Regions from separate parts of the Mus musculus genome. Here regions 2 and 3 are each linked to region 1. Evidence: chromatin loops called from intact Hi-C (ENCODE). Cell type or tissue: heart. All regions are shown on one strand.

What was found. Peaks named below come from ENCODE experiments on the same cell type or tissue, not always from the same donor. Only the 100,000 strongest peaks of a DNase experiment are listed, where the experiment ranks them.
Region 2: a loop joins it to region 1, with 3 times the contacts of the local background. A loop is called at or near these places in 7 of 42 quality-filtered maps.
Region 3: a loop joins it to region 1, with 3 times the contacts of the local background. A loop is called at or near these places in 5 of 42 quality-filtered maps.

What each region holds. Positions count from the first base shown.
Region 1 is chr15:74,965,005-74,973,004 of GRCm38, forward strand. Gm28068 (a long non-coding RNA gene) reads left to right here and starts at 1,927. Exons shown (of 3, transcript XR_875428.1): 1 at 1,927-3,064. In heart, no CTCF peak of the experiment used is centred here; DNase peaks (open chromatin) are centred at 2,847 and 3,377; H3K4me3 peaks cover 937 bases; H3K27ac peaks cover 923 bases.
Region 2 is chr15:74,891,983-74,899,982 of GRCm38, forward strand. No RefSeq gene overlaps it. Among named protein-coding and RNA genes, the nearest start is that of Ly6m, 14 kb to the left of the region's middle. In heart, a CTCF peak has its summit at 4,512 (motif pointing right); a DNase peak (open chromatin) is centred at 4,579.
Region 3 is chr15:75,016,542-75,024,541 of GRCm38, forward strand. Gm28068 (a long non-coding RNA gene) reads left to right here. Exons shown (of 3, transcript XR_875428.1): 3 at 5,030-6,732. Among named protein-coding and RNA genes, the nearest start is that of Ly6a, 23 kb to the left of the region's middle. In heart, CTCF peaks have their summits at 3,236 (motif pointing left) and 4,810; no DNase peak of the experiment used is centred here.

The DNA.
Region 1 (8,000 bases):
CCAAGGCCCTCCAGTTTTGGAGAACAACTCCTGCCAAGGAGGTTGTCTGGCATTGAAGGGACTCAAGCGTGTCTGCAGTGGAGGCCATTGCCTGGTCAAGTTTGGTCTGGAAGTCGATGGCCAGATGCTGTGTTTGGACCAGGGCTGCTCTACCAGCTCCTGTCATGCCTAATGAGACAAGGAAACCCAGTGCAGCAAGCAGAGGGATGAAGATATCTCTCTCTCTCTCTCTCTCTCTCTCTCTCTCTCTCTCTCTCTCTCTCTCTCTTCCTCCCATCTGCAAGGCAAGTTCTTCAGGTTCATAGAGATAAATCTGGGAAACAATTATTATAGGAGTTGCAGGAGCCTTGAAAAGGGGTGGGGCGGGGGGCAGTGTTAATGCAGGAGCCTGTAGTGCTTTGCACCAGAGAAGTGCAGGGGGTTGATGTATGTTGATTTGGTGATGGTGTTGTAACAGGCACATATAAGATGGGGTTTTTGAGGAGGGTCCTACAAGGCAAAAGGGGGAAGAAATGCCCCACCTTTAGGTTGAAGAGAGGAATATCCTGTGCTTTCCTTGTGGGTAAGGGTCTATGGGTTTTATGGGAACAGCTGCTAATAGCAGTCAGGAGAGAGAAGCACAGAAAAAAGAGGAGTTTTTGGGAGGAGTTGGGGTGGGTCATTAAAGGAAGGAGGTCAGCTGTATATTGGATTTACTGTAGCCAGGAATGGGTAGCTTGGAGTTCCTTCTGAGACTGATTTTCCCATTGAAGAATATTAACATGCATAAAGATTGATTTGGAGGTGGGAAGGGGGAGTTCACGAGAGGCATGTAAGTTGGCTATGGGGTATTTGGCATAGCCATTATGGTAGAGTTTACCCATGACTCCTGTTCGACAACATTCATCCCACAGATGGCTGATGGAAAGCTGAAAATGAGTTTTAGGTTGGTGAGCATGGTGCCACTGTGGCTGGTTGGTTTCCACTCTGCAGCTCCAATACCTCCTGGAGACATTCACCTGTGTTTCAGTAAGGAAAGCAGAGGAAAGGGCTGTGTATAGTGGAGATGCCATCTGGGTGTAGGGAGATCTCAGTCCTGGTCCAACATGCTTCAAGTGGGCAATTCTGGGACCCTATGATTTTTGAGTGTGTATCTGTTGTAGGTCTCCCTAGAGAAGAATCTTTGATGGTAAGTGTTGGGAAGGCTAGAGAGAGGCTGGACATTAGCGGAGTTAGTATGAAGAATGACAAAGGAGAGGTGTCCCCTTCCTCCAGGCTTGAGTAGGCTAAATAGACCTTAAGTGCTTGCCACAGTTGGACCTTAAAGACCCAGGTGGAATCTTCCATCTAGCCCATTTGCAATTTCTTACAGGAACAGACTGCCCGCTGAGCTTACTTTGCAACTTAATCTAGCTGAAACAAAGGATGGGGTCTGTGGATTTTCCCTATATAAACACAGAGCTGAATATTAAATTTTGAGCCTTGATCAGAAACTTTGTCTTGGCTTCATCCTTCTCTTGCACCCTATCCTTTATCATTTCTAGCCTCCCTTTCAAGTAGACCCAGTTCTCCATGGCTGAAGGACAGCTACAGAGAAGGGAGGTTGTGTAAGGCACATGCCTGGGCAGCAGTCACCAGGTCATGAATGTCTTTCCAGGAGATCTTGTTCTTTTGGGCATGGCATCTCCTCTGCCTCCTCCTCCACCTCCTCTGTCCTTGATCTGCCAGTAAGAGGCAGGCTATCTTCTTGGTTGGTGTTTGACATTTCTGGCAGGAACCCAGATAGGAATAGGCTGATACTGTGGGAAAACACAAACGAAATCCTTCTCAGTTGTAAGGAGTCTGGTCCTTTCCAAATCCCATCCAAAGGATCATGACATCGTACTAAGATGGGGGTGGGGGTGGGGGTAGGGGTGGTTAATTTTGGTGTGTGCCAATGGAGGGAAATAGGAGAATGCTTAGAGTTTTTGTAGATGTTAAATATGCTTGGTGTAGTCATAACTATTGTTAATTGTACATGGGGGTAGGTGGTTGGCTTTTGTTTTAGAAGTTGAGCTTTTAGGATTTGATGTATTCTTTCTACTATCCCTTGGCCCTGAGGGTTGTGGGGAATCCCCGTATGGTGGGCAGTTTCCCATTGTGTGCAGAAAGTTTTGAACTGAGAACCAGTGAAGACAGGGCCATTATTAGTTTCTTTTATCTGTTGAGGAATGCCCTCTGAAGCTAAGTTCACCAAGAGCTGACAAAAAAAGGCTCTGTCAAAATCAAAGACACCCCAAATTTTCCTCTATCACCCCATCCTATCAGTTCTGATCAAGAAGTAGGGTCGCCCTGGAGGAGAGCTCCAAGATAAAGTTTCTAACAGCTTTATTTTACCAAAGTCCAGTCTCCCAACCCAACCTCCATCCCAGAGAACAGGGTGTTAAAGAAGGGACTTCCTTGACATTCCTTGGCACTTCTGAAGGACTGCCCCTCTTGTGAACCCTGTCCTCTAACCCCAAGTCTCTGAAGACTGTTGATGAAAAGGGAACGCTGTTGTGCGGATAGATGTGGTGTAGGAAAACAGCTATGGAGACTCCAACTCCTGGGCAGGTTTGCCCGGATGTCTAAGTAGGGAGGACAGAGGCTCCAGTGGGGGCCAGGAGTTCCAGCCAGAACTCAGCACCTGACTGTGAGGTGGGGCCTGACCCCTCTATGTGGACCAGAAGTTCTCCCTGGGGTACCTTCCAACCTCCCAGCCTCTGGCCAGCTGTGCTATTTCCAGCCCCCAGCCTCCACCCTCAGAGGGGAGTGGTCTGGGAATGTCACGGAGATGACATATACACTTCATCCCAGGCCTGGACAGAGGCCAGAGAGCCCTAAGAGGCTCTATTAGAGCCCCTGCTCCCTTCACTTCCGAAGGTCCCCATAGTCCTCTCCCTCCTCTAAACTTCAGGAAATCGAAACTCAAATTCTCCGCCTCTCCACCTCTTCCCAAAAGTCAGGAAACTGAAAGCTAGCTCCCGACCACCTCTGCCAATTTACTTTCTCTTCTCTCTCCCAGGTATCTTACAGCCTGTCTGAAGCCTGTGGTGCCCTGCCCATGGTGAGTCCTAAGTAGGACCCAGAATCTAAGCAGGAAAGTGGAATGGGAGTTCTGCCCAGTGAAAGCTCCCTTTGAAGTAGCTCTGGCTCCCCAAACACACAAGTCAGACTAAATCTTCCCTGGAGCGCTCAATGCCCGTATTACCCCCAAGCGCCCCTGGAAACTCCTATGGGTTGGACGGGAAGGGTCGGGCATCCTCCTCTCGCCCCCAGGGAGGGACAGTGTTGTTAGTGAGTGTAATAGCTCTCAGCGTGTGCTTGCTATGGGGAGATTCCATTGACTTGAAAGTTGAAATGCGCTCTTACTGCTTTGACAGCTTCTGCCACTAGGGGCGCGTGTGGCCAAGCCTGGAGCCCGGGTTTGAAAGCACCACCCTCCTGGGATAGGGTTAGTCGGCTTCTGCTTCTTCCGGCAAGCTGTGCCTGCCGGTGAATTAAAGGGGCAAGGGTGGCCACGGTGGCACATCCAGCTCCCGTGCTAACCATCAGCTTAAAGTCATTAGATGAAAATGAGAACACAGCCACATGCCACAATTGAGTGTCCCCTGCCCTAGAGCAAACTCCCTTCAGCCCTCACCCATAGGGCCTTTCCATCTGCTGGGCAGATGACTAAGGATCTTGGTCTAATAATTCCATCTTCCATTGATGAGTCTGCGGTTCCATCTTATGGCTTGAGTGTTGGAACATCTCTCGTGGAGGAGAAATGCACGGGCGCTAGGCTATGTTCCTTCCTCACAGCTGCCTTCCAGGGTGTCGGGGTACCAGGCTCCTGGGACCCCAACACATCACTCAGGGGAGGTGAAATGCAGTCTAAAATAGGGGTCCCAACCCATGTTTCTCCAGGTGAGAAATGGCAGGGGCTAGGACAGTGGCTGTGGTTCTCAAACTCCTGGGCACCCAGATGCCGCCGAGAACGGCATTGAGAATGGGGTTCCCATACTTCTGTGTATCCCAAGGCCGCTGAGGACTGCAAGCAGTTGGGAGAACAAGGGCCGAGGGCCTGTGATGAGGGCGTGTGGGGGCTCCAACTTAACTCAGGTGAGTGCCAGGAGTGTGCAGGGGCCTTCTACCCGAGACTTAGGTGCAGCTCTGTATGATGAAGGCTTCCCCCCATAGTGGTCCTTGATGAAGGAGACAGCCCTTGCTTGTCCAAACTGTTTATTCATGGCACATGAAGACTCATGTGATTTACTCAGGGTGAACCAGAGATTAAATACCTTTTGCAGAAAGGGACGCTTAGGAAGAATGCTCATTGGCTAAACACTCCGAGCCCCTAGATATCTCATTAGCATAGAGACCTCTAGGCTCTATGCTATGTGACCAGTTGTCATGGTCCTCTTAGTGGAGTATCATGGTCCTGTACTCTAGGACAGGAATCTGGTCGGAAGCTAGTCTGAACTGCGGCCGTTCTCAATTATGAGTTTTATCAGGGTTCTAAACTTTGCTACAACCTTGTCAGCTCTTCTGTCTGCTAGCCCTATACCAACCCTAGGGGTTGCTGGAATAGTACCACACCCTGATCAGTGGTGCAACCAGAATTCTACATGAAGTGGGTGCACTCTTTAATCTGATTTAAAATGGCAGGAACAGAGACCTACAAACTTTAGGAAAAAAACCAGACATTCTTGTGAAGGGATTCTGGCTAGCTCGAGCATGGCAGACATGGCTCTGGCAGGCCTTATGCTTCTCCCCAATTCTTTCTGCCTTGCTAAAATCTGTTAGATTTCATTCCTAAAGCTAGCTACCAAGGTCTATTCCCTTATTTGGCCACTTCCTCCTCCTGAGGCTGACGACCAAGGTCCAGCAATCAAAAGACCCCTTTGGCTCACCTAAGTAGCATGCTCAATTAAAATTAAACAGCTCATGCTAATATAGGGTTTCCCATCTGCCCATGGGCCCCACCTGTCTTCTCTCTATCCAGACACAGACCTTCGTCCCCCAAGACAAATGCCCCCTACCAGTCTCCCTTGCCCCTTATTCCTCCCCCTTGCCCCTTCATCCCTTGTCTCCTGTCTTTGTCTCTTATCCCTGCCTTCTGTCCTTCTGGGGCAAATACAACTCCTTTGTGCTGAGAACCTGGTCTTAGTGGTCCTGAGCCAACACTTTTTCTCTCAGCTAGGATCCTAGGGAACTCAGAGGCCGTCAAAGCCAGTAGTGTTCAAGTTCTCAGCTCTGAAGTTAAATAGGGAAATTCACAGGCAGCAGAGTTTTAGGGACATGATTATTGTAAATTCATAAGCGAGAGCTTATGAGACTGAGGGCAGAGCTCCAAAAAGCAAAAGGTGCTCCCAGGAATGGGGCTACCACTGGGCTGCTGGTCTGAGGGCTTTTGGAAGGACTGATGATAGAAATTGGGGTGAGACATGGAGACATGGAGAGGGATAAGCTGTTCAGTCAAGCTGGTCCAACCAAAAGGTGCCCAGGTTCCTCCTCTCCATTTTAGCTTCGTTCTCACATATAACTTCCAGGCAGGGGTGAGAGACAACGAGGAACCAGAAACAGGAACTCCTTTCTGGTGGCCCTGGTATTCTCCTGACCAGCTTCCATCTTCTTTTCTTCTCAGGGATTATGTGTCGGTCAGATCTCTTCTGTTCTTAAGCAAGTACCCCTATGCCCCATCCCATGCCCAGTACCAGTCCTTCACATTACCTTCCTCTCTCTTCCCTTGGGTTCCCCAGCCTAGTCTCTGGTTATAGCTCTCCCAGGCCAAGACTCCCAGACCTTGGCTCCTCATTGCTTGCTGGAAAGCAGCCTCTCCCTGGTAGGTCCTGAGTTTGAGTTTGGAATCCAGAGGTTCCCCAGCCCCAGCTCTTAATTTTAGGGAGGGGTGTAAGACTGGTGCCCTGCTGCATCCTCCTGTTGTCAGCCTTACCCTAACCCTGGATCTGATGAGGAAGGTGGTACCACAGAGACACACAGCCATAGAGGCCATTGACGATGCCCTGCCCTCCACCAGTTGGTGAAAACCCAGTAAATTCTAACTTTTACCTGCCTCCTTAGGAAACCCATACTATTCTTCTGCTGAAGGAATTTAGCAATAAAATGATCCCTAATGTCTTACTGCTATATCCATGGATTAGTGTCTGACTCAGCCCTCATCAGGGAAACTTTTTCTTGCAGTAGATGGGAACTAACACAGAGATATCCACAACTGGGCAGTGTGCAGAGAGTGAGAGACTTTGGAGCACTCAGTCATAAATGGGATGCCTCCATCAAAACCACCCCACCCCGCCCCACCCCTGCCTCCAAGACTCAGATATGTATGTGGAGATTGTAGGAGCCAAAGGAGATGGATGAATCCAAGGAAGAACTGATACACATGAACTCATAGAGACTGTCACAGCACACATAAGGTATTGATCAGATGAGGCCCCAGCACTGAGGAAGCAAAGTAGACATGGGCTCCCACCCCTAGCCAAGAAACTATCTGCTATTGATAACAGTTGGAAAAGGGCAAGCATGTTTTCTCCAATGGAATCTCACTGGGTTTGTCAGCCACGCATCAGGGTAGGTCCTGTGCCCAGGAATAGTTGGCTGACGCCAAACTCCGCGGCGTTCTTGTCATCTCATTCCACTTTGTTGGCTCGTAGTCTTCATATTGGTCTTTTGCTTGTTTATTTTGATTTCTCTTTGTGTGTGTGTGTGTTTTCATGGGGGTATTTGTGTGTCATTTTTGTTATTGTTTTGCTCATTTAAGAGAGAGAAAGAAGCTGGGCAGTGGTGGCGCACACCTTTAATCCCAGCACTTGGGAGGCAGAGGCAGGCAGATTTCTGAGTTTGAGACCAGCCTGGTCTACAGAGTGAGTTCCAGGACAGCCAGGGCTATACAGAGAAATCCTGTCTTGAAAAAAACGAGAGACAGAAAGAGAACATATAATTGGGTGTTTAGGGAGTGTTGTAGCCCCTGAATTACTGATGCTAACTCTCTGAGGTTAATTGTTCTGTATCTTGGGAGCCTGACCAAAGAGACTGCAGTGTTGTGTGCAGAAGCTCCTATTCTTCCTCTTGTCAGTGGCAAGCACAGTTATGCAGGCAGCTGGCTTCTGCGCTTAGGAAGGTAAGGACTGTTTCCTCCTCACCTCCTGTTATACCCGAGTCCTGTGGGACCCTACAACATCAACTGTCTCTGGCCCTGCTCCAAGATGCAGTGTATTTGTCTGTCAGACTTCTCCAGAGGAACAGAACTGATAGGATGAACACACATATGGAATTTATTAGAGTGGCCTACAGGCTATGCTTTGGCTTGCCTAGTAATGGCTGTTTCCCAGTGGAAAGGCCAACAACTGGAGAGCTTTTCATGAGACGAGATGTCTCAGTTGGTCTCCTGTGTACTTTGGAATCCTAAAGAAGTAGGTTCTGACACCAGCAAATTAGTGCATCAGCAGTCGAGTAGGTGAATGTGCCCTTGAGAGTGAGGATAAACAGGCAAAATGAAAGAGCTTCCTTCTTTCATGTCCTATAGGCTGCCACCAGAAGGTGTGGCCAAGATTTAGAGTGGGTCTTCCTACCTCTGCCTGGAGCTTCCCGGCCTGGAGAGGGAAGAGACAGGGCACAGAGTAGGACTCTGGTGTGGCTTTAAAGTCTGAGGGTCTCTGGCCGTTCTAACTCTCTAACTATACTGAAATGCTGATGATAACTTCTGAAAAGTTCTAAAAACTTTCTTGCTGTTTTCTGAGGGTTAAAAAAAAGCAGCTGACTTAGGTGATTGACACCTGTAGGTGTGTGTGTGTGTGTGTGTGTGTGTGTGTGTGTGTGTGTGTAAATAATGTGGCTTTCGTTCTATTCCCCTCAGGAACTGAATGGCTCTAACTTTCAGGTCTGCTAGTCAGAAGTTTCAGGAAGAAAAAGGAACACTTTGTAGCATTTGTTACTAAGTTGTTAAGAGTTTTCTATAAAGGTTATCTAAGAAAAGGGGAAAAACCGGCGAGGTCCTAAGC
Region 2 (8,000 bases), 73 kb before region 1:
AGAATGGCAGGTTCTAGAGTGGGCCAGCTGAGGATCCCAGGCACAGCCCAACCCCCAGCCCAGAGTGTGTTCCTTCAACGTGACACACTACAGACCAGAAAGGAAGCTAAGGGCTACTGGGAAAGAGGCCCATTCGTTTCCACAGTGATGGTAACGTGTGGCCTTGACTCCTTGATTCATTGGAGTGTTCCGATGAGTCACAGCACCTTGACAGCTCTACATGGGAACCTGGAAGTTAGTCAATCACCTGTGGCCCTGTCTAGATCCCTCCCTGGTCTCTGGCTTCTAGCCCAGACTCTATTCAAGCCCACGCCTAGAGGACTCTGGCCCCTGGAAATACCGTAACAGGTTTGGTTTGCCTGCATCTGCAAGGCAGTAGGGTGTTCTGTAGATCTGACATTAACCCCACACCCCGAGAGAAATGGAGTCATGACGGACAGCCTACTGACAACTCCCTGTGGAACCTGGAAGTTGTGCCTGAATTTACGATACATCCAGCCAGAAGGTCAGCCTGCCCTGCTTTGCTTCCAGAAGTCACTGCCCTCAAGGTGCCCTCTGCCTTTAGCCCCCATTCTGATGCTTTTTCTCACCCTCCACAGTCTATCAGGACCTACAACCTGTATTCAGAGGCTGGAGTGAGGCATGCACTGACTCCATGCCACTGCCTCCCACCTGTCAGACAGAGATAGGTGATGTCTCTTTGGACAGGTGAAAGAAAGTGGTTTACCAAGAGTGTTGGGCATGCTGCAGGCAGGCTCAGTGGTGTCAGCATTCTTGTCTGGATCCCCCAAACTGCCTCCAGTACCCCTCTCCCCTCTGAGGCTCCCACCTCCTCTCTGTTCCTTGCTGCCTCTTCCCCTCACTCAGTTCCTGCTCTCCCTGCTGGATTTGACCGGGCAACCCCACTACACACTCTCCATACTGCAGCTCTTTCCTTCCCAGTCCACTCCCTCCCTCTCTCCCATCATCCTATCTTCCTCCAAATGTCCCTCCCACACTGTTCCAGGACCAGCCAGCCCTTCCTGGGTGCCGCTCAGTCATTGTCCACCAGACCACTTATATCATTCCTCTGCCTCAAGCTGGCTCCTCTCAGGTCCCCATGTCACTCAATCATAGGCCTGGATCAGCAGAGTCCCTCTGGGTTGCCCAACCATGAGCTAGCTGGTCTCAGTGGCCCACAGTATACAGCCCCCTTTCTCACCATCCATGCTAGCTCTACTGATTCAGTTCCTGCCTCGTGACCTTCCTGCATCTACAGGCTTCCTATCCCTCGGGACCAGCAAAACTGGGAGTTGTCTCAGACACCCTTGGCCTCATTTAGACATCCCAGGTCCTGGGTGCACTCTGTATCTGGGGCTTTCCTGAGTACCTTGCTACTGTTGTGTTTTCTTGCCTATTAACCTATGACATGTGACATCATCCAGAAGGCACATAAAATGCATCTGTGCAAGGTGTATGTCCTATGGCTTTCACATGGTTATACCTGGACCATGTCTACAGCCAGCCCACGGTCTTTGGATCTCATCTGTTCTTGGATGGAGCTCTATCTTCTACCGAGTGGTACCTGGGCAGTGTGTTCTACATGTGTCACTGCTTATAACTATGCCACAAGGTCTTCATCTTTTCTTCTGTTGATGAACAATCAGGTTAATTCCAATTAGAAATGAATATGCTTAGTAAAGGGTTTTGAGAACACTTCCTTTTAATTTTTCTTGTGTACCAAAGTCTAGCATCAAATTGCCAGGACACAGGGAGGCTGGTGTTGACAGTATATAGTTGACAGTTGTTAGTATACAGTAACATAGCTTTCTGTTACTGTAACAAAATGCCTGTCACAATCAAGTTGTGAAGAAAAAAAAAGGTTTGTTTGGGCTCAGTTTCAGTCCATGGTCACTTGGCCAGTTTGTCTGTGAATCTGCGAATATCCTCAATATGACAAAAGAGACAAAGAGACATATATATATATATTGTGTGTGTGTGTGTGTATGTGTGTGTGTGTGTGTGTATACTGTCCATCATTTCTCTCAAGTCCAGAAGTAACTGGAACCCTGATAAGGCAGGGTTGATGAGGCAAGGAGGAACATGTGAGGAGGGAGTTGTGAAGGAGACACGAGGCCTGATGTGGAAGGAATGTGAAGCCTCACATGAATGAAGGTATGAGGCAGAATATGAGTGCGGGCGGGAGGGCAGGCAGGAGGGAGGGCTGCCTCCTGAGCAACTTGTGAGTCCTAACAGGAAGGGTTACATTTCTCTACTAAGGTTGTAATCTACCCTGTCCAGACAGCCCCCCTGAGCAAAATGGAGGACTCCCATCTCTTAGTGGGGCTTTGTCTTAGTCAGGGTTTCTATTCCTGTACAAAACATCATGACCATGAAGCAGGTCGGGGAGCAAAGGGTTTATTCAGCTTACACTTCCATACTGTTGTTCATCACCAAGGAGGTCAGGACTGGAACTCAAGCAGGTAGGAAAGCAGGAGCTGATGCAGAGGCCATGGAGGGATGTTCTTTACTGGCTTGCTTCCCCTGGCTTGCTCAGCCTGCTCTCTTATAGAACCAAGACTACCAGCCCAGAGATGGCCCCACCCACAAGGGGCCTTTCCCCCTTGATCACTAGTTGAGAAAATACCCCACAGCTGGATCTCATGGAGGCACTTCCCCAACTGAAGCTCCTTTCCCTGTGATAACCCCATCCTGTGTCAAGGATACATACATATACATACACATACACGCACGTGCGCGCACACACACACACATACATGCATGCGCGCGCGCACACACACACACACACACACACACACACACACACACACACATATATATATGAAGTGTATGTGCACAAGCTGTTTCGTTAACTATTGTTTAAGAGAGCTGTTTTCTAAAACATCTGTAGCATTGAAGAACTGTAGCTCTGAGATCCTCAGAGATCTCCTCCCTGCAGCACTCAGTGCCTAGACAGGGATCCTGCTGATCCACCCCCCCATCTGTTCTCGGCTTCCCTTCATCCATCCCTGCATCAGGGCCTGGACACTCCAAGGGAAGATGTGGACCTCAGAACTCAGCCCTGCTCCATCCTTCCCCGCTTGGTATGCATCAGTGCCTGGACATCCCAAGGGAGGATGCCAAAAAAAAAAAATTAATTAATTAATTAAAATAGAGAGCCGGGTGTGGTGGAGGACTCGGGAGGCAGAGGCAGGTGGATTTCTGAGTTTGAGGCCAGCCTCATCTACAAAGTGAGTTTCAGGACAGCCAGGGCTACACAGAGAAACCCTGTCTCGAAAACCAACCAACCAACCAACCAACCAAACAAACAAACAAACACAAAGAAAGAAAGAAAGAAAGAAAGAAAGAAAGAGAGAGAGAGAGAGACAGAGAGAGAGAAAGAGAGAGACAGAGAGAGAGAGACAGAGAGAGAGGAAGGAAGGAAGGAAGGAAGGAAGGAAGGAAGGAAGGAAGACAAAAAATCAGAACCGCAGGGCAGAGGCATCTCGACTGTACCATGCTGACTCACCATCCCCACAGGCTGCCTGGTGGGACAGGCTTTCATTGATTTATCTGCCAAGGTGAACCTAGCAAGATGGAGGAGTTTGGGGAGATGCTCCTCTGTGGCAACCAAATGGACTTCTCTTTGCAACCATGACAACCAAATGGACTTCTCTTTGCAACCATGTCACCCTCCCCTGTGGCAAGGCCACAGATATGTAGCTGCAGAGCACAAGTCTGTTGGACTGGTGGAGTGTTTTTCTATCTCTGAGGTGATGGAATGGCTGCTGGACCGTGTGCCCAGCCATGATTCAAGACTCTAATGATGGAGCTGATAATTTAAAAACCCACCAAGCGGTTGTGGGGACTAGAGGAATGGCTCAGTGGTTAATGGTGTACACACTGCTCTTACAGATGATATGAGTTTAGTTCCCCAATTGAGTTACCCTAGGGAGGCTTGAAGCCCTCAGTTTATCCTAACACACACATTCCACCCTCCTACACACACACACACCATTCACACATACACCATACACACATGCACACCACATACCACATTAAACAAACACACACACTCATACTTTGTTTCTCTCTCACAAACACAAACACACCATTATACCATGTTCAGAAGCAACACTCATGAACATACAGGCACACCACATACAACATATTTTGCAAAGCATGCATAACACACGTACACACCTTTGTACATCATACACACAATATTCATACAGGGATTACATATAAATGCAGATCACATACCACAAAACATCATTTGTATAGCACAGGATATGTAGAAACCTTCTATATAGAACCACACCATATACAACACATGGACCAGACAGGATATAACACTGCACACATACTACCCACATACTGCAAAAGGCCCCCACACACATCACATACACACCATGGGCTTACACTTTACACTACAAGCACACCCATGCACATAGTTCTTTGAATTCTATTCAAATTATTTGCTGGCTTATCACATGGCCAAGACTGAAAAAATACCATGGATGTGAGAGCCGTTGCCACCAGGGGGCGCATGTAGCCTAGCTCAGGACCCTGTAACATCGTGGGAACTTCAGCTCCACCTGGGAATTACACAGAGCCCAGAGCTAAGCCTGATTCCAGCTGCCCTATGTATGAAAAATAGGAGGGGCTGGGGGTGAAGTGAGGGTGGTGCTTTCAGCCCTCGAGCTGGCCACCAGCTTAAAGCCACGGGTCTTGCCACGGAACAGCAGGAGACTACAGAATCACGCATGCAACCCCTCTGTCTGCCCAGCAGTAAGCGGAGGATCTTGGCACAATGATCCCCAGAAACTAGCCTGGAGTCTCAGCTCCCAGAATACAGAACCAGAGATAGCAATCACAGGGCCCCAGCAGATTCCCCGGGGCCCCAGGATGGGCTCAGAGACTGTTCTAGAAGTTTCTGCTGCTGTGACAAAGCACTGACAGACTCCAACTTGGGGAAGGATTTATTTACTTACTGGCTACAGTCAACCATCAGGTGAATCCAAGGCAGGAACTAAAAGCAGCAGAGGACCGCTGCATAATGCCTTGCTCTCCTTGGCTTGCTCCGGCCCAGGCCCACCTGCATAGAGATGGCCCTGCCCATCGTGGTCTGGGTTCTCCCACATCAATTACTGGGTAAGACAGTGCTTCACATGTTCACAGTCCAACCTGATAGCATCTGTTTCTCAGTTGAGGGTCCCTTTCCCAAATATGTCAAGTTGACAACCAAAATTAGCTAACACAGAGACCTTCCTGCATTCAGGCTGTCCTTCCAAGTGGAACCTAGAAGCCGCCTCTGGTGTGCTGGGCTCTCCAGTGCCCATGAAGACTGGCAGGGGTGTGGGTGACGTGGGGGGGGGGAGGGCTTGGTCGAGAAGGGGAAGGAGGGAAGAGGATAGGTCCAAGCCCCCAGTGGGAAGTCCAAAGGGGCCCAGGGAGCCCCTAGAAACTGAGGTACCAAGCCCAAGCTGTTCATAGCCGCCCAGTGTGTAGAAGACTTAGCATCTCAATGAGAGACCTAGGCCAACAGACTAAGCACCCTTTGAGGTCACAGCAGGGTTTGGAGGGAGCAGAGGAAGGTCCTCTGGGGAGGATCCTCAGCTGGCAAGAGCAGGAGACAGAAGTGCCGAAAGGACTCAACACCGCCAAAGCCCGAAGAAATATGTCTGTGGGTGCTGGAATGCAGTGGGTTCGTGTGCCTGGGCCATGAAACAGATGACTAGGACCTAACCTAATCCAGCGTGGGCAGGGCAGGTGGCTCCACACTGGCACCTCACCCTAGGCCTGAGAGCCCGCCTTTGTTCTCCCCACCCCCTCACCTCCCTCCTCACTTCTGGAAATGAAACTCTGCCCCAGGCTCCTCCCCTCCCTCCCAAAGCCCCGCCCTCAGCCTGGACTCCCTCTTCTGCTCTCCTGGCTACCACCTCCCGTGGGAGGATTCCAGCAGAACCTACGGGCTTGGCTAAGCCCCTCTGGCACGTGGAAAGCCAGGATGAATGGGGATACATGAAGGAGTGGACAGAGCCAAAGTTTTACAGAGCCATCCTTAACCCCAAGAGACAGATGGCCACCAAGAGGGTAGGAGGGTAAGGTCAGTAGAGCCTCCAGGCAGAGAGCTACAGTAGGAGCCACCAGTCGGTCGGGCAAGTAGGTTGGGCAAGTAGGTCGGGCAAGTAGGTCGGACTGCCCAAGCTGCTTCGCTGATTCTGGGCGTAAAGCGCTTGGTCTGGTACGCTCTAGATGTCCAAACGGGATTGGCTTGCTGCAACCCAAGAATGCACGAGGCCAGTGACCCGCCTCTTCAAGCCCTCCTTGATGTCCCAGGTCTCCGATGGCAGGCAAAGTCCACCCCCAACTTCCCAGGACCCCGCTTTACTTCCTGGGGGCTCCACTTTTCTTCTCTGGGCCCCTTTGAATGTCCTCGAGAAAGACTACAGGGGCTTCTGTGAGGGCCTGGGGCTCCCAGTAGCTGTTCAGACTTGTCTCTCTGCTGGAGTTCAACACAGACTCCTGGAGAATGGTTCTCAGAGGTTCCCACACCCTTCCCATTCACCACTGAGGGTCGCGCAACCTACTGGGGGCCCCTCCCAAAGTCCAGAGCCCATCTCTAATTACCAACAACCCACTTCAGACTGAGTCCTGCAGCTTCATCTCTGAGCCCATCTCAGGGTGGGTGGGATAGGAGGTGTCGGCTACAACTGGGGCAAGGTCACAGGGACCAGGTGACCCTGGGTTTTGTTGTTGTTGTTGTTTTGTTTTTGTTTTGTTTTGTTTTGTTTACAGGGTTTTTATTATTGTGGTGAAACACTATGACCAAAGCAACTTGGGGAGTTTTATTTGGCTCCACATCACAGCTCACCACCGAAGGACACCAGGATAGGAATCAAAACAGGGCCAGAACCTGGAGCCAGGAGCTGATGCGGAGGCCACGGAGGAGTGCTGCTTATTAGATTGCCCATTATGGCCTACTCCACCTGCTTTCTTATAGAACCCAGGATCACCAAGCCAGGGATGCCACCACCCACAATAAACTGGGTCCTCCCTCACCAGTCACTAATTAAGAAAACACCCTACAGCTGGATCTTACTGAGGCATTTCCTCAAAGGAGGTTCCTTCCTTCCAAATAATTCTAGCTTGTGTCAAATTGCCCTAAAACTAGCCAGCACGCCTGGCTGGTATTCACAGTCGGGGCTCTTAAAAATATTTAATACGATTTTGGGTTCCAAAACAGAGAGTAATTCATGTAGGAGGATCCTAGTACCGAACACAAGAAGGAGCAGGTGACCCCAGAACCAACAGAGGCACCTCTGGTTCTCACACTGGGAGGTTGAGAATGTAAGAAGCAACATGAGGCCTCTGTGACTGAAGGCAGCCGCTTGGGGCAGGAGCAAGGGATGGTTAGGGACACCTCTGACCGCCCACAAAGGCCTTTGCATCAGTAGGACAGTGTATCTTGTTTATCACCGTTCACAAAACGCTCTTCCTGCTGGGGTAAAAAGGCCTCGCGCCTCAATCTAATCCTTAGACTGCTTAGTTCAGATCCCTTATTTCAGCTGCAGTCCTTCCAGCTGTCTGTCTGCCATCTGTGGCCTGGAGAAGACCTGGTCCCTGATTGAAGAGGTTACATTTGCGGTGTAATACAACTCTGTCCTGGCTTCCTTGCTTCTGAAGGCTCGAGAGCATCATTGTGTCCAGAGTTCCCAGTGGATAGCTGGCCTGTAGTCACTCAGAATAGGACCCACCCACTCACTCTCAGAGTACACACTGGGGTCCTTTGCTGAGTCAGTGGGGCAGACCAAGAGTCCATGAGTAGGCTTAGGGTGAGCCTGTGACCAGGTAGAGGGAATGCTAGTATCCATGCCAGCAACACTGCCCAAGCCTTCCTCGGCACTGGCTGGCCTTTGCTGCTGTGTTCACTGCCTGGTTAGGGTCTTGGTTGGCCTTCACCTTTATCTGACCTCCTCTTCGGCTTGCTGTTGTCGGCCTTGGACTTACTCTTGGTC
Region 3 (8,000 bases), 52 kb after region 1:
TAAAGCAATCTTCCATCCTCACCAAGTAGGTTTTATTCCAGGGATGCAGGGATGGTTTAATATAAGAAAATCCATCAATGTAATCCATTATATAAACAAACTCAAAGACAAAAACCACATGATCATCTCGTTAGATGCAGAAAAAGCATTTGACAAGATCCAACACCCATTCATGATAAAAGTCTTGGAAAGATCAGGAATTCAAGGCCCATACCTAAACATGATAAAAGCAATCTACAGTAAACCAGTAGCCAACATCAAAGTTAATGCAGAGAAGCTGGAAGCAATCCCACTAAAATCAGGGACTAGACAAGGCTGCCCACTTTCTCCCTACCTTTTCAACATAGTACTTGAAGACAACAAAAGGAGATCAAGGGGATACAAATTGGAAAAGAGGAAGTCAAAATATCACTTTTTGCAGATGATATGATAGTATATATAAGTGACCCTAAAAATTCCACCAGAGAACTCCTAAACCTGATAAACAGCTTCGGTGAAGTAGCTGGATATAAAATTAACTCAAACAAGTCAATGGCCTTTCTCTACACAAAGAATAAACAGGCTGAGAAAGAAATTAGGGAAACAACACCCTTCTCAATAGTCACAAATAATATAAAATATCTTGGCGTGACTCTAACTAAGGACGTGAAAGATCTGTATGATAAGAACTTCAAGTCTCTGAAGAAAAAATTAAAGAAGATCTCAGAAGATGGAAAGATCTCCCATGCTCATGGATTGGCAGGATCAATATTGTAAAAATGGCTATCTTGCCAAAAGCAATCTACAGATTCAATGCAATCCCCATCAAAATTCCAACTCAATTCTTCAATGAATTAGGAAGAGCAATCTGCAAATTCATCTGGAATAACAAAAAACCTAGGATAGCAAAAACTCTTCTCAAGGATAAAAGAACCTCTGGTGGAATCACCATGCCTGACCTAAAGCTTTACTACAGAGCAATTGTGATAAAAAAAAAAAACTGCATGGTACTGGTATAGTGACAGACAAGTAGACCAATGGAATAGAATTGAATACCCAGAAATGAACCCACACACCTATGGTCACTTGATCTTCGATAAGGGAGCTAAAACCATCCAGTGGAAGAAAGACAGCATTTTCAACAATTGGTGCTGGCATAACTGGTTGATATCATGTAGAAGAATGCGAATCAATCCATACCTATCTCCTTGTACTAAGGTCAAATCTAAGTGGATCAAGGAACTTCACATAAAACCAGAGACACTGAAACTTATAGAGGAGAAAGTGGGGAAAAGCCTTGAAGATATGGGCACAGGGGAAAAATTCCTGAATAGAACAGCAATGGCTTGTGCTGTAAGATCAAGAATTGACAAATGGGACCTCATGAAACCCAAAGCTTCTGCAAGGCAAAAGACACCGTCAATAAGACAAAAAGGCCACCAACAGATTGGGAAAGGATCTTTACCTATCCTAAATCAGATAGGGGACTAATATCCAATATATATAAAGAACTCAAGAAGGTGGACTCCAGAAAATCAAATAACCCTATTAAAAAATGTGGCTCAGAAATGAACAAAGAATTCTCACCTGAGGAATACCGAATGGCAGAGAAGCACCTGAAAAAATGTTCAACATCCTTAATCATCAGGGAAATGCAAATCAAAACAACCCTGAGATTCCACCTTACACCAGTCAGAATGGCTAAGATCAAAAATTCAGGTGACAGCAGATGCTGGCGAGGATGTGGAGAATGAGGAACATTCCTCCATTGTTGGTGGGATTGCAGGCTTGTACAACCACTCTGGAAATCAGTCTGGCGGTTCCTCAGAAAATTGGACATAGTACTACAGGAGGATCCAGTAATACCTCTCCTGGGCATATATCCAGAAGATGTCCCAACCGGTAAGAAGGACACATGCTCCACTATGTTCATAGCAGCCTTATTTATAATAGCCAGAAGCTGGAAAGAACCCAGATGCCCCTCAACAGAGGAATGGATACAGAAAATGTGGTACATTTACACAATGGAGTACTACTCAGCTATTAAAAAGAATGAATTTATGAAATTCCTAGCCAAATGGATGGACGTGGAGGGCATCATCCTGAGTGAGGTAACACATTCACAAAGGAACTCACACAATATGTACTCACTGATAAGTGGATATTAGCCCAAAACCTAGGATACCCAAGATATAAGATACAATTTGCTAAACACATGAAACTCAAGAAGAGTGAACACTGAAGTGTGGACACTATGCCACTCCTTAGAATTGGGAACAAAACACCCATGGAAGGAGTTACAGAGACAAAGTTTGGAGCTGAGACGAAAGGATGGACCATCTAGAAACTGCCATATCCAGGGATTCACCCCATAATCAGCTTCCAAACGCTGAGACCATTGCATACACTAGCAAGATTTTATCGAAAGGACCCAGATGTAGCTGTCTCTTGTGAGACTATGCTGGGGCCTAGCAAACACAGAAGTGGATGCTCACAGTCAGGTATTGGATGGATCACAGGGCTCCCAATGGAGGAGCTAGAGAAAGTACCCAAGGAGCTAAAGGAATCTGCAACCATATAGGTGGAACAACATTATGAACTAACCAGTACCCCGGGGAGTTCTGTACTTTAGCTGCATATGTATCAAAAGATGGCCTAGTCGGCCATCACTGGAAAGAGAGGCCCATTGGACATGCAAACTTTATATGCCCCAGTACAGGGGAACGCCAGGGCCAATAAAAATGGGAATGAGTTGGTAGGGAAGTGGGGGGGAGGTTATGGGGGACTTTTGGGATAGCATTGGAAATGTAATTGAGGAAAATATGTAATAAAAATATTAATTAAAAAAAAAGAAATGTAAAGTTTCAAGAGCCAAAAGGAGGACTTAAATAAACAGAAATTTTAATTAAAGACCTGGAAAAAAAAAAAAGAAGGGTGCACCTCCTAACAGTGCCACTCCCTGGGCTAAGCATATACAAACCAGTACAAACAAGAACATACGATTGAAGATAACCCAAAGCAGCTTTTTAACCTTCACATTTTGCAGCCTCATGTGTTGAAGCCCTTAGTCCCCAGTGTCCCTAGTGTCTCAGCTGTATTGCCACAGGGCTATTAACTAAGACAAAATGAAGCCATTAGAGCAGATCTTAATGTACTTGAATAATCCCTGAGTAGAGGAGATTAGGGCATGGACTTGTGGAGAGATAGCCACGTGAACTGGGGGAGAATCTGCCACCTGCTGGCCAAGCAGAGGAACTACCTCTGTCCACAAGGCTTTCAGGATCTTGCCTCCAATCCTTTGTAAGCCAGTCTGGCCTTGAACTTGAGGTCCTTCAGTGCTGGGATCACAGGTGTGTTCTCCACGCCCTGTTTTCCACACCCTCTATTGAAGGATTTACCTGGAAAGGCAGAACCATCAGGAAGGTTCTGTAATAAGCAGGAAGATCTAAGTGGGAAAAGTCAGCCAAAATGCAGGCTATGAGGGCAGCACACAAAGCCATGGGTGTTTTCTATAGACTATCAATGAAGAGCAAGAAGAAGTGAAGGCAACAGTTCTTTTTACAATAACTTAGAGAAGAAGAAAACACCTAGGAATATGTTTAAACAAAGTGGCACAAGCTTAGGACATTAAAAGTAGTGAAAGAAATGAAGGCAGCTTAAATAAATGGAAGGGTTCTAGGCTTAAAAATGGGAAGGATTTTAAATTAATTAATTAATTATTATTATTTAATAATCAAGTATGTTTATGTGCACACATGGATGTGACAAGTGCATGTGTGGAGGTCACAAGGCAACTTACAGGACTTCTACTTTGTGGATTCCAGGGCTCAAACTCAGATTGTCAGGTGGAGGGTGGAGAGATAGGAGAGAAAGAAGGGAAGGAGGGAGGGAGGGAGGAGAGGGAGTAGAGGGAGTAGAGGGAGGAGAGGGAGGAGAGGGAGGGGATGAAAAAGGCAAGGAGTGGTTCCTACTGAAATTCACATGAAATTGGAAGAATCACAGAATTTGCTGGTGCAATTCTGTAATCCCAGAACTCCAAAGCCAGGGGAGATAGGATCAGAAGTTCAAGAGCATCCTCAACGTCTTAGATGTTCGTGGGTTACTTGAAATTCTGTCTCAAACAAAAGAAACGAAACAAAATGTTCGTGGGTTACTTGAAATTCTGTCTCAAACAAAAGAAACGAAACAAAAGAAAACAAAAAACCAGTGAAATACAAACATAAAGACAGGAGCAAGCAGAGTCCAGAAGCCCAGCTCCTATACATGCTGGGGTGATTTTTAACAGTAGTACCATGTCTGTCTGTGTCGACAATAATAGTATTTGCACATCTGACAGGGCTATACACAGAAACCCTGTATCAAAAATGAAAAAAAAAAAGAAAGAAAGATGATCTTTGGGACTCTTATTTCCTCTTTTCTGGGACATCTGGGTACCATCAGAATAGAGTAATCCTTACCTCACACACCAAAGCAATAAAAAAATTATTAAAGAAAATAATTAAAATCAACTCAAATAGATCCTCAGTTTCATCTCAAGAGCTAAGCAGTCACTCAATAACAAATTCTTCGGCTTTTAAGGAGAAAAGCTGCTTAATTTTCAGTTTTTGTGCTTCTTTGTTTCAGATATTGCCTTTCAAAGAAAACCACATAGAACCAGCCCAAAGCACCTGTCTTCACTCCTCTAGACAATAAACTCGCTGGTTGTCATGCTACATTCGGCCTCTAGGGGAGCTCATCTCTGCAGTTGAATTTGGGATTGAGGCTGGGCCTCTTCTACCTTGACATAGAGCTCAGCCTCCAAAGTCTAAGTCTCTTCTTTATCCTCCAGCTTTATTTAGAAAGATGAGCTTTGAGCAGTGGTGGCACATGCCTTTAATCCCAGCACTCCGGAGGCAGAGGCAGGCGGATTTCTGAGTTTGAGGCCAGCCGGGTCTACAGAGTGAGTTCCAGGACAGCCAGGGCTATACAGAGAAACCCTGTATGGAAAATGAGAAAAAAAAAAAAAAAAAAAGAAAGATGATCTTTGAGACTCTCATTTCCTCTTTTCCAGGCATATATGAGCAGTTTCTTTGGGGCAAAACCACTGCATTCAGTTACAAAACTACAGTTGTTACAAAACAGGAGAACTCCATGTCTTACACCAGAATCCAAGCAATAACAGAGACCCCGGACTTAGGAAAAAAGCCTTAAGCGGCTGTGGTTGTGCTGACCTGCAGTCCCAGCGCTGGGGACAGGCGAGCAGGAAGAACATGAGTGTGAGCCCAGCCTGGGCTGGGGAAGTGGCTCCTGAGGAAGAGCACTTACTGTTCAAACAGGAGGACGCATGGCCATAATCCCTGTGCCCAGGTAAAAAGCCCAGCGCGTCTGTGCTCTCTGTAAGCCTGCCTTTCTGTAGCTCAACAGGCAATGTCACCATCCCTCCACATGCAATGTCACACATATTGTGCACACACTCTTCACCCCCTCCCCCAACCCCTGACTGTCTTCCCTCCATCTTTACAAATTCTGTTCTGTATACTTTGTGTAAACAACCCCAAGCAGTGCACACCTTCTGGGCCTGGCTTCTTTCACATAGTCTAGGGAGCATGCCAAGTTCTGACCACTTAGCACTCTGTTCCTTTTTATAACAGAACCATGTCCCATTGTAGCCTGACTTTAGGTGAATCTGCCTTCCCAAGGGGGGGCTGTCTCTTGGCCAGGTGATTGACAGACCCAACTAAACTAAATCTCTTCAAAGAGAGAAGGGAAGACAATGATATAAATGTTCTATTTGGAGCACCTAGAATGCCCTTTCTCTTCCCAAGTCCAGGGATAGTATATTCTTTGCACTGGGCCTTAAGTAATGGCAATCCAGATGTTTACCAGGAAATGGAGGTGGGGACTTCAAAGGAAAGTTGCAGCAAAGGAGCCTCACCTTGCACTGAATCATCTCCAAAGCTGGTAATAGAACAGAACGGCTGAGACTGTGCAGTGGTTACAATGTTGCAGGTTCAGGGTTATTGTAATTTATCTTAGGATTTATTTACCACCCTTAATGGCCATTCCTTGGCTACTTCTCTTCTGATGTAACATCCTGTGACTAACAGAATCTTTAGGACTGCATTTTAACACCCTAGCTTCCTCCTACCAGAAGCCCGTGAGTCATCAGATGCCACCTGGAGCCTATAGCAGAGGTGTCCTGAACCCCTTTACCTGCCGTTTCCACTAGTGTGCTTGAAAAGTACCTTGATTTAGAACTTTCTTTGTTGTTACTATAAAACCTTCATCACATTGATACATGGAACTTGAGGTTGTTTGGTTTCAGACTCTGGATACTAGGGACTGAAGTTCATATTTTACATATTAAAGCAGACCTGGCCTCTACATTATCCCAGCATCCCTCAGTCCTTACCTGGCATTCCCTATCTCCAACCCTGAATCTTCCAGCCCAGAGGCTAAGCTGCCCTTCCTGAGAGCCTCTTCCCTATATAATCCAGATGGTATGGTCTCTCCTCCCCCTCCTTCGCTCTCTCCTACTCTCCTTCTAGCTCTTCTTTTCACTATCCTTGTGTTTCCAATTTCCTTGCTCTCTCTTTCTCTCTTTCTCTCTTTCTCTTTCTCTCTCTCTCTCTCTCTCTCTCTCTCTCTCTCTCTCTCTCTCTCAGCAACTTCTTTGGCCTTGGTCTTTGGGGCCAGTGAACCTGCCTGAGAGTACCTTTTGAATAATCTGCATACACACACACACACACACACACACACACACACACACACTCACACACATATCTATCTATCTATCTATCTATCTATCTATCTATCTATCTATCTATCTATCTATCTATCATCTATCTATCTATCGATATAAATAGAGATAGATATAGGCACAGACACAGATACAGATATAGATAGTTTCTTTCAACACTGGCAGAGAAATAACTTATCAGATTTAACCGAAGGCTTTCCTCCGGATCACCCTCATTTATATTTGGCTTCAGGATGAACTCTCTTTCATCCCCTTTGAGGTGAGAGCTGAATCTTTGTGTGAACAGCTTCAAAGCTTCCATAATCATTAAGACCACTGTAACAGGTATGACTGGAAGCTCACCAGAGATGGCCATTCACGCATTTACACTGAGTATAAATCCAATTGAAAGTCTTTATTCCAGACATATGGGACCGCACCCAAGTATTGGGTACCTAGCTGTGGCACTGAGTGTCTAGAATATAGAGCTTTTAAAGTCTGAAAAAACATCCTGTCTTCTTAGGCACAGGGACATGGAAGAAGTAAGCAGTTTGAAGCAAGGGATCTTAAGGGGAGCTTAGCCAGTGGGGAGGTGGGGGTGAAACTAAGGAGGGTGAGAAGGTTGTTTCACATAAACCTGTAGTTTTACTGAAGGCTTGGATAAGTGACCTAGGACATCCAGAACGTTGGTTCCTAGAATAAAGCAAGGTAGTTTTCAATGGATTCTCCATGAAGGAGATCAGATTCTGGTTAAACCTGGAAATGGCCTTACCGAGGGCACAAGATGGACGGACCTCAGCACTGTCTTGCCTGATCACACAGATGGATAGAGATACAGAGCAAGGGTTTTCAGAACTAAAATGGACTGACATTTGTAAAGCTCTAACTCACATAAATAACAAGATAAAGAGTACGTGAGAATGGCCATGAGGCTGTGAAGGGAAGGATCTAGTGCTTATGATTGGCCAGGACCCAGCACCAAGTACCCGCACATTATTCACATAAAAGGATCCTACAAAGAAGCTTCCCCATGGCTGCGGAACCTCAGTCTGATACACACTGTCAGGTAACTTGGGGAGAAGAAGTTCACTACCACAATTTAGAGCCAAATTCAAAACAAGCTTAATTTTTATTGGGTGCATATGAGAACTGGGTAGTGACAGTTATGCTTTATAAAAAGAAATAGAAAACCAGGGATATGTTTGGTGGAGGCTTGCTATGGTGGGAGGTAAGCAGGTGTTTTTGCAGGCCCATGCTGAGGCATCTTTTCCCCTGAGATACCATCATATCCAGTACTCCCATC